2 separate regions of the Homo sapiens genome follow, and region 2 is linked to region 1. Evidence: read pairs that join two places in POLR2A ChIA-PET (ENCODE). Cell type or tissue: PC-3. All regions are shown on one strand. Each heading gives the region's core, and the rest is flanking DNA. Links, peaks and the distances in the headings are about the cores only. Region 1 has its middle 13 kb from the start of GEMIN6. Region 2 has its middle 18 kb from the start of LINC01883.

The links. ChIA-PET counts read pairs that join two places held together with the same protein. Peaks named below come from ENCODE experiments on the same cell type or tissue, not always from the same donor. Only the 100,000 strongest peaks of a DNase experiment are listed, where the experiment ranks them.
Region 2: POLR2A ChIA-PET joins it to region 1 with 7 read pairs; 7 of 35 experiments call an interaction of 5 or more read pairs at or near these places.

What each region holds. Positions count from the first base shown.
Region 1 is chr2:38,762,319-38,767,700 of GRCh38, reverse strand. It overlaps the pseudogene TTC39DP. Among named protein-coding and RNA genes, the nearest start is that of GEMIN6, 13 kb to the left of the region's middle. In PC-3, for the core only: no CTCF peak of the experiment used is centred there; a DNase peak (open chromatin) is centred at 2,350; H3K4me3 peaks cover 960 bases; H3K27ac peaks cover 1,949 bases.
Region 2 is chr2:38,446,263-38,451,644 of GRCh38, reverse strand. No RefSeq gene overlaps it. Among named protein-coding and RNA genes, the nearest start is that of LINC01883, 18 kb to the right of the region's middle. In PC-3, for the core only: a CTCF peak has its summit at 4,973; no DNase peak of the experiment used is centred there.

The sequences.
Region 1 (5,382 bases), core at 115-5,114:
GTGCTGGGATTACAGGCGTGAGCCACCGTGCCTGGCCAAACAAAACCCTTTTCTAACTTATCTCCCTAATAAGGCCGTCAGGAGAGAAACCATACTTCATATCCTCAGCACTGTTCAGTACCTGCATACAGTGGGCATTCAATACATATTTCTTTAACCAATTAATAAATGTGCTCTTCATTGGAAGAAGTTGAAATACTTTACAAAACACAAAAACATTATTTAGGCAGAGAGTTTCTTGTTTCATAAGTAACCAAAATAAACAGAACAGAAAAAGTAAATTAACAGGTCAAATTTCAGATTGCCAAAGCAAGTAACAACAGGACCTATGCTTTTTCAAAGAAAGTTCCCTCCACTGCAGAACAATGTAGTAGTAGTAGTAGTAGTAGTAGTAATGATAATAATAAATGTTTATTAGCTCGATCTTAACATAGCAAAACCACAAGACAGATACTATTATTATCCCTATTCTATAGCCAAGGAATCTGAGATACAGAGGCCCAAGGCCACACACAGCTAGTTAGTGGCAGAACTAGGATACAAATTCAGGTAATCAGGCCAGAACCTGCCCTCTTAACCACTATAACCATACTAATTAAATAACAAAGAATAACTCAAGCACAATTATTCACTTCAAAGTCTATTTTTAATTTACGAGGAAAATGTTTTTAAAAGTAAACACTGCTAAATCTTGAAATACCAGTTCCTCATCTTGTTTTAGTTGGTTGTTTGGATACCCAAAGTATTAAGGTAGCATGTTTCATTGATGTGTTTTTAGTAAGCTACGATATTCTAGCAACTTCTGTTTTTTTTTTTTTTTTTTTTTTTTTTTTTTTTTGAGACAGAGTCTCGCTCTGTCGCCCAGGCTGGAGGGCAGTGGCGTGATCTCCACTCACTGCAAGCTCTGCCTCCCGGGTTCACACCATTCTCCTGTCTCAGCCTCCCAAGTAGCTGGGGCTACAGGTGCCCGCCACCATGCCCGGCTAATTTTTTTGTATTTTTTAGTAGGGACGGTTTCACCGTGTTTGCCAGGATGGTCTCAATCTCCTGACCTCGTGATCCCCCCGCCTCGGCCTCCCAAAGTGCTGGGATTACAGGCGTGAGCCACCATGCCCGGCGCAACTTCTGTTTCAAAGGGTGACTACCAGGAAGACACACTTAGCCAGACTTAATGACCAGGAAATTAGGTCATTTTTCAATCCCTAAGGCAAGTAAAATAATACCAAGCCCCATCCCTACAGCTACTATTTACTCTCAGATTGACCCACTCACAATGGATGGATGCAATCGGTTTAATTATATTGAAGAGCTGGTCTTATTAAGAATTACACCATAGGGAGGACAACTAAAGGGAGGGTTACATGGTAACAAAACTCTTCCTCTGACAGCCAGTGCATCTATCCTCTTGGCCTCTCCCAGTTATCTTCAAAGAATTTATGTGTGTGTAAAATAAGGAGAGGGCTTTCTTCTCTATCCTGTGGCAAATTATAAACTCACATTCTGCTTCTTACTAAAAAAGGGTAAGAAATACTACTGATCACACAGGGCGGACAAGACCCTCTGGTATAAAAAGCCAATAAAAATGATTGTGTATAAGGGAAAATCATTCAGAGTCTGTGCCATTCAGTGCATCATTGTTTGGAAATTTGTCTTTTTTTTTAATTTTTTAATTCTTCGCTAAGACAGCGGAAGAGGTGATTTATTGCATGCTTGTTTTTTATGCTCAGCCACAAGTGAACACAGAAATAGTCCAGAATGTAACAGGTCCAGGGCAAAGAACCATCATGGGCTGTTTTGGTTACAAGCAAGGTGGGTCTCAGAGGTGCTTTCCGTGATCAGATGGTGATGGAAGCTCTAGATCCACTTAGACAGCAGCATGCAGTCCAACAACTTGTACCAGCATCTCCAGCCTCTGGCATTCCATGTTTCTGGGTACACAAGCTACTGGTTGACTTGGACGTCTGCCTCATCTTTCTTCCTTTGCACTTCAGCCTGTGCATTCACGTCTTCCTCCACTTGGTTCTCATGGCATAGAGGTTTCCAAGAAGACGGCACTAATGCCGAGAGAAAAACAATTAAATAAAAATATGTATAGGGCACTGGGATCCCTAGCATAGTGAGTTGTATACATTATCTAGTGAGATGTTAAAAATGTTTTTGAGGTTTTGAAAATGTTCTCTAACATAATTGACAAATTTATAACATAGGAGAGAATTTTTTTAAATGTACTTCATTTGCCTTTTCTTTTTCAAGAATGTGCTTCACCTCATTTGCCTCTAAGACATCGCATTTTATAAGTGTGAGAAAGAAAGAGGGAAAAGTCATGGCCCATTCCTTTCTCGTTACTGATCAGATTCTTGGCAGCCGCCTCTTGGATTTTTTCCCACAAAGATATGATTTTTCTACTACCTGTTAATGACTTGCTCACTGTAGATATTTCACTTACACTAAACAAAACCACACTTTGTGTTTAAGTCATTTTTTCTTTGGCTATTTGTTCAAGTGCTATGTGGGTCCTAAAGTGTAATCGGGCTTCCATGGAATAGTCTTTGTAATTTCTTACATTGTCTAGGTTTTTTGTTGCTCTGGCATAGTCTCCTTTTAGATAGTGCAAGATTCCCAGTTCATAGTAAGTATATGGCACCAAATAGTGGTCATATTTTAATAATTTCTCCTTTTGAATGACACGATTAAAGTAATACTCAGCCTTTGAATATTTGCCTAAGTGTTTCAGGCATAGGCCTTTCAGTAAATTTAATAAACTTATGTCATCTGTGCCATACTCTTTATGTGGATTTTCTTGTAAAAGATCTTCTCCTTTGTCAATTATTGATAGCCAGCTTGAAATAAGCTCATTCTTTTTGCTCATGACTCGGAAACCACTCCAGGCATAAATGAACTCCAGAAGGGGCTGGGCTGTAAACCAGCCGATTGTAGTACCATAGCGCTGACCCTTCTCTGCAACAAACTTCTCTATTGGCACAGAACTGCCTAAAAATTACTTTTCAGGCTTTCCACTTTTAAGAAGAGAGAGTTCATATTCTCACTTGCTGATTTCACAAAATCGGAAGGAAGCAAAGCCAGGATGATGGCTTTACTGTACATGTATATTGCCTTGGACCATCTGCTGTGTTGAGACAGTAGATTGGCATAGTGGTAAGCCTGCCTCCAATCCTGCAGTAAAATGTGGCACCACATGAATTCCCAGTAACAGAGGTGATGAACCTGCTTCCATTCACTCTGAGTAAAAATGCACTCCTGTAATTTTAGCTGTGCATTTTCAAAATCTCCTTTCAACATACTAGAACGTGCATGGAAAAATTTAAATATGACACAGTTCGGAAATTTCTTGAGGTAGACTAGGAAGAGATCCTCTGTAGCAGAATTGTAAACCTTTTCAACACCAAAAGCTACATAGATATAATTGTAATAAAAGAGTAGAGTCAAAAGACTTAAGATATTATTTATATGGGTTTCAGATGCACTCTCATGAAGCAAAGCCAAGCCCACTTCTCTATCACCAGAATATCCAAAAATATTGAGTAGTTTAAGTATCCTTGGTGGCATAAGTGATAACATCAGATTGAATGCTCCAAGTCCAAATTTTATACCTCCAACCAGGTGTTTGTGGGCTTTGCTTTGGTTGTCAGGTATCTGTGTTAATACTTGTTGACAGTCTTTGTATATTTGGTAACTTAACCCAACACCGATCTCTCTTTTAAGAAAAGCAAGCATGCTTTCATCCTGTATACATGACGTAAAGGATTTCAAGATCAAACACTCAGCATAACAGACTTCTGTGTGCAATTCCTCTTCTGTGATAGCTGTTATTCCCTGTCTACTTACTAGATGAGACAATGTCATTTTAGTTTTTTTTCAGAAATTACCACAGGTTTTCAAAGCGTCCTTTGCAGCCATCATTCCAATCTGTAAATCCTGTGGCTCAAAAGTCAGGACGGCCTTGACAACCATAAGGATACCATACATTAGGGAATGGTACATGCTGTTTTTAGACCATGGATGAATGAGATTTATTGCATCTGAGAATCTGTTATTTAGAAATAAATACAATCCAATGGTACATTCTTCCAAGGAAGATGGTAGATTCATTGTTGTTGCCATAGGGATACTTTCACAGGCATCTTCAAACTCGTCCTCCTGATTACTTTTTATTTTATTTAGAGTGACATATTTGTTTCCCCACTTACAGATGAGAAATATCTGAAGTGGAAGTGGAGTGACGTGGTTGTAATGAGGGTAGCTCCTCATCTCCTGATTGAGGTCACTTCCTCCACACAAAGCTCAGTCTGAGGTGTTGCTGTTAAAATAGAGGCAAACAACCAGCTGTAAGGTGCAGCATTAGGATATTATCATCTATGTCAGACAATTGGGGAACAAAAAAAATTGTAGTTACCCAGAAGATGCATTTCTGAAAAGTTCAAATCATCTGGAATGTACTAAACAAAACATGCTTTTTAAAAAATTTCTAAATTTAACTATAGATGAGGAAAAAATGCTTTTTTAAAAACACTATAGGCCGAGCACGGTGGCTCACGCCTGTAATCCCAGCACTTTGGGAGGCCAAAGCGGGCGGATCACCTGAGGTCAGGAGTTCAAGACCAGCCTGGCCAACATGGTGAAACCCCGTCTCTACTAAAAATACAAAAAAAAATTAGCCGGGCGCGGTGGCGGGCACCTGTAATCCCAGCTACTCAGGAGGCTGAGGCAGGAGAATCACTTGAACCTGGGAGGTGGAGGTTGCAGTGAGCCGAGATCGTGCCATTGCACTCCAGCCTGGGGGACAAGAGTGAGATTTCGTCTCAAAAAAATAAATAAATAAATAAAAAACTGCAAAGTAAATCCTTTGTAAGCAAAAGAATTCTTTTGTAACCATTCCTCCAACATATCAATTTCATAAGATCAAGTTTTCTATATTTGTGTTGTAGAACTGTACTGTGATAGCCGTAAAATTTCTCTATGGGAAGGCCTTGGGGGACAAGAATCTGGCCAGAAAAGGGAATGTATTTATGTAGCTCTCTATTTTTCTTTTCTTTTTTGAGACACAGTCTTGCCCTGTTGCCTAGGATGAAGTGCAGTGGTGCGATCTCAGCTCACTACAACGTCTGCCTCACAAATTCAGGAGATCCTCCCACCTCATCCTCTCAAATAGCTGGGACTATAGGCATGCACCACCACACCCAGCTACCTTTTTTTTTTTTTTTTTTTGGATTTTTTGTAGAGATGAAGTTTTGCCATGTTGCCCAGGCTAGTCTCGAATTCCTGGGCTCAAGTGATCCACATGCATCTGCCTCCCAAAGTGTTGGGATTACAGTCATGAGCCACTGGGCCTGGCCTAAAACTAACTTTTAATGAAATGAAACG
Region 2 (5,382 bases), core at 54-5,053, 320 kb after region 1:
GCTATGATGATGCCACTGCACTCCACCCTGGGTGACAAAGTGAGACCCTGTCTCAAAAATAAAACAAGACAAACAAAACCCCACAAAAGGCCAGGCATGGTGGCTCATGCCTGTGATCCCAGCACTTTGAGAGGCCGAGGTGGGCAGATCACTTAAGGTTTGGACTTTGAGAACAGCCTGGCTAACATGGTGAAACCCTGTCTGTACTAAAAATACAAAAATTAGCCAGGTGTGGTGGGCGGGTGCCTGTAGTCCCAGCTACTCAGGAGGCTGAGGCAGGAGAATCGCTTGAACGTGGGAGGCAGAGGTTGCAATGAGCCGAGATCATGACACTGCACTCCAGCCTGGGTGATAGAGCCAGACTCCATCTCAAAAAAAAAAAAAAAACCAAACAAAACAAGCAAGCAAACAAACAAAAAAACCCCACAAACAAAACTCACTCTGGATTCTCTGGGATTCTGATTCCCTCAGGGTCATTACAAGCCAGGCTGGGCCTTTGCTTCCTTTTCAAACAGACTCATCTTTTAAATATATCCCACTATAATACCCCACTCATATTCATCAACCACCTGCCTTCCCTAAGCTCTCACATTCACAGTGATTCCTAAGAGATCAGTAGGGGGAAGCCCAGAAGATGTTCTCTGGTTTGCTAATGGAAGGGAATAAAGATAACTCCTAGGTTGTTTGGCCCTTGCAGATTTTTATTACTGAGGGACTCTGTGCCTTAGAAATTCTATTTTATAGGTTTTTGTTGTCTTTAGGAGTGATGCCTTGTACACACCATTATTGTGCATGGGGACGTAACTGAATTCAAAGCACCCAGCTGTGATTCGTAACCAGATTTTAATGTATCTTCTCCCAATATGCAAGGGGAAATTCCTGTATGAGAACTTGTTCTCCATAGATCCTATGGCAAGGAGCCAGAAAAGAATCCAGTGGGAGGATAGAGCCTTGCATATAAGTCTTTTACAACATTCCAGAGACTCATTTAATGTCTTCCCAGTCAGAGTTCTTAATTTCTTTGCCTTGCACATAATTACTGCTTAGGGATTTTTGGCTTGAAAGCCTTTTGAGGGGAGCATACATTGAGAGGCCAGTTGGTGTGATGTATCTTTTTTGCTTTGCAAAATTCTCATATGCAATCTAACCCAGCCATGCAAAGCAGCAGGATTTATAGCCTTTGGATTTAATGTCTCAAGAGAAGCAGGTGGCAGGTAAGGGAAAATGTTAGTAAATATTAAGCCCATGTCTCCCCAGCCTTGGATCATGTATTCCCTGGGTACTGATACTCATATGTATCAGAAGTCATATTCAAATAGTCAGTTGAAAAAATATCCATGCATCCATCTACAAATATTTATTGACTATCTACTATATAGAAAGACCCTGTTGGCCACAGAATCTTAGTTCATGTCCTCAGTGAGCTTTACAATTTGGTGAGAGCAGGAAGCAAACAACCAAGCAAGAATGAAGTAGACGGCTGGGTGCGGTGGCTCACAGCTGTAATCCCAGCACTTTGGGAGGCTGAGGTGGGTGGATCACCTGAAGTCAGGAGTTTGAGACCAGCTTGGCTAACATGGTGAAACGCTGTCTCTACTAAAAATACAAAAAATTAGCTGGGCATGGTGGCACATGCCTGTAATCCCAGCAACTTGAGAGGCTGAAGCAGGAGAATTGCTTGAATCTGGGAGATGGAGGGTGTGGTGAGCCAAGATTGTGCCATTGCACTCCAGTCTGGGTGACAGAGTGAGACTCTGTCTCAAAAAAATAAAAAAATAAAAAGTAAAGTAGAGCTAAGTACAGCAAACAGGCAACATTGTTGCCTACCCAATCTTCCCAGTCAAAAGATAATGACAGTCAAAGGGAGATTACTGTCTCCCACCCTAGACCAACAACACATTGTTGGGCCATTTGTTGAGGCCTAGTTATGTACCACGCATTGTGCTACACACATTACATGTGCTCTGTAATTTAATCATCACATACGTTATATGAAGTCCATACTATTACTAACTTCATTTTATAGATAAGAAAAACTGAGACTCAGAAAAATTAAGTAACTCTCCCAAGATCACACTGTTCAGAGTTGCAGGAATGAGATTTATAACCAGGTCCAAGACCAAGTTCTGAGGATTAGTATTTGGTAGTTCCAAACACAGCCACAGTGAAGAACAGTGGAGAACAATCTGCAGTTTCAACACTCCTGCTAAATGGCTGTTGTTGGTTTCTGGAACTGTACAGAGTAGTGCCCCATGTCAGGGGCCTACAGGCTGAGAACTGAAGACTGGTACCAACTGTAAAGGAAGGGAATGAAAATGCCCATTGATTACTCTTGCTCTGAATGTAATGGCTCTTTAAGACTTTGATGTTTCCTTCAACCTGTGTTCCCAGGGAAGAGGGAAGGTGAGCTGTTTTGCAATAATTCCTCCAAGTCTTCAGACTCTGGCAATAAAGAAACATGTTCAGAAACAAAGACCACACCTTCCCCATGGCAGCTCAGAGAAAGACGAACCCGGCTGCCTGCATCATTCTCTTAAGGGCACAGCTGCAGGATAGCTTCAGCTGCACTGGTCTGGAAACTCTCAAAAGTGGGTCAAGACTCTCAGACTGGTTTTAGCGTAGTTGTATATTCCTGACCCATTTCTGCAGGGAAAGGGAAGGACATGAAGACTGCAGTTGCAGGCTTTGGACATATGAAAAAACCAACAGATGGCGGCACTGCCAAATTACAGGCAGAATGCATGGGGTGGCTTGGCCTTCCCCACCACCTGCTTCCTCTTCTTTGACACCTTTCCTCCAGGATCAAAGATATGTATTTGTGCCAGGAGAAAAACTGCAGTAGAGCTTGGCTTAGTTGTCAGTGGGGCAACACTCAGAAGACTAATTGCCGTGACGGTAGCAAGTGAGCCCCAGAAAAATCTGGGATGTAAAACCATCTGAGACCATTCAGTTGAAGCTATCTTTAAGAGCTGTCAGACTTTATGGTTAGTCCTCCACTCCTAGCAGAGAAAAGAACCTTCGAGCTTGCTATTTCCTCTCTCTAGTCTTACTGTCTTTGTATTCCCAATGTCTAGCAAAGTGGCTGGCATATGACGGATACTTAGATAATGTTTGCCAAACCAATCCAGAAGGAGACATTTAGGGAAAGCTTCAAGGCCATTTGGAAAAATGGCCTTTCTGTTTGGTAGGTAGTGACCTGGAAAAAAGAGGAGCTGCTAAATAAAACCTTGGATCCACCCAGAACCCTATTTTGGGGATGGTCTCTTTTGGAGGCTTTAGATGATGCTGAATGTTCTGGGGTTAGAGTCTGGGAGGACTTCATGTTGAGGTAGGAAAATTCTATAGCTAAATCTGGAGAGACAGAGGCAAGAAGCTCCTTCTAAAATCAGAGTAGGAAAAAATATAATCTGGGGACACAGGGATGTTTTTACTGAAAACTCAAATGGTCAATAGTGAGGCCCCGGTCCAGTAATGCTGGCAGTCAGACTTAAGGTCTAGGGCAATAAGAATCTAGCCTTAAAAAATAGAATCAGGCCGGGCACGGTGGCTCACACCTGTAATCCCAGCACTTTGGGAGGCCGAGGTGGGTGGATCACCTGAGATCGGGAGCTCGAGACCAGACTGACCAACATGGAGAAACTCGGTCTCTACTGAAAATACAAAATTAGCCAGACGTGGTGGCACATGCCTGTAATCCCAGCTACTCGGGAGGCTGAGGCAGGAGAATCGCTTAAGCCTGGGAGGCAGAGGTTGTGGTGAGTCGAGATCACGCCACTGCACTCCAGCCTGGGTGACAGAGCGAGACTGCGTCTCAAAAGGAAAAAAAATTAAAAATAATAAAATAATAGTAATAATAATGGAATCAAGTCAAGCAACCTGATGGAGAAAAAGCCTGTGAAGGCTTCCAAGCATTACCCTGAAAGAACACATTGACCCATCTGATCAATAGGTGCTACAGAAACTCTAGATGCAGATGTCGTGTTTTTCATTTTGACTAACTTGTTTTAAACTTGTCCTCAGCGTTTCTTTCACCCCTTATTTGCAACTACCTTAAGGGTGCCAAGCTGAGCCTCCACCCCAGAATTTCTCTAGGTAATTTAAAGCTGACAACTTTCCCAAGAAGAGCAGCTTTTCTGCCTGGACATTCCTACCAGAACTCATTTCCAGGTAGCATGACAGTCCTGAGTCTAGACTTGTCTGAGAGAGACAGCCTGGGCCAGCCCTACCAGGCCTGCCTTGCCCAACCTCCATACCTCCTCCTGCAGCAAACGCATCTCCTGAAAAATAGCCAGAAGCTTCCTGCAGAGCCAAAGACTTGGGGGGAATTTCACTGTGAGGTTACACTCTTCAGTTTCCTCGGGAGGAATGCAGCCTGTTCGGAAGGTGTTCATCCTACCGGTTTCAGCAGAGCACCTGGTAATGCTGACATACATGTGTGTTTAGAAGGAGCCTTTTCTTTCCCATCATTCTCTCCACCCCCTCCTGCACTTCGCTTCTGCCCTACATATACATAGACTTAATCTAACATCGCAACTGCCACAGGGGAAAGCGAATGTGCAGAGAGACTGTTCTAGATAAAGTTGTTCCTTTTAGTTTCAGCAAAGCTGCCCTCAAGCAGAATTCTGACTGCTGTGCTGATTCAAGGTCTCTTCCTTCAGTTGCCAACTCAGATGCAAGATCTGGACTTTCTTGCTTGGATGTACAGCCCACAGGGAGCTGAAGGACTCTCAAATATGTCTCCCTCATGGCAGGCAAGCTGGCACTGTGGAGGCCACAATTTTTTCCCTTCAAATTGCTACGGCATCTGAAATTCTCGTTAATCTTCCAGCGCTTTGAAAAGGTAATCTCCTGGGAGGATTAGGATAGCAACCGATAGTGCATACCTTAAGTGTATCAATTAATCAGAACCGTCTTCATAGCACTCAGCTAAGATTCCAGATTCCTGGAGCAAGAAGTGCTGCTGGAAGACATTAGTTACCCCAGGAGGCCACAGAGAGGAGCTAGTCCGAGGGAGAATTGCCCAGATGACAACGACAAGCCTCACTTTTCCCAGGCACGGCAGTAAATATTAAGCTTCTATCTCCCTAGCCTTGGATTATGTATTTCCTAGGCTTGTCCTCACCTTTCACTCCCTGCCCTGCTAAAAGGCTCTTTGGAAAGAATGCCCCAGAAGCAGCACTTCAAATGCGGTTTGCAGCCTTGTGATGGTCCTGGAAAGTCCTTATAGTGGTCTTGTGGACAATTCAAATGACATGGGTGTGGTTCCTCGGTATAATCCTCCGCCCTGTGCTCCAAATGATGCTGGACAGTTAAATCCGAGGTGCTCACTTATGAGGGAGAGATTGCAGTGTCCTAGAAGCATCATCATCATTACTATTGTAG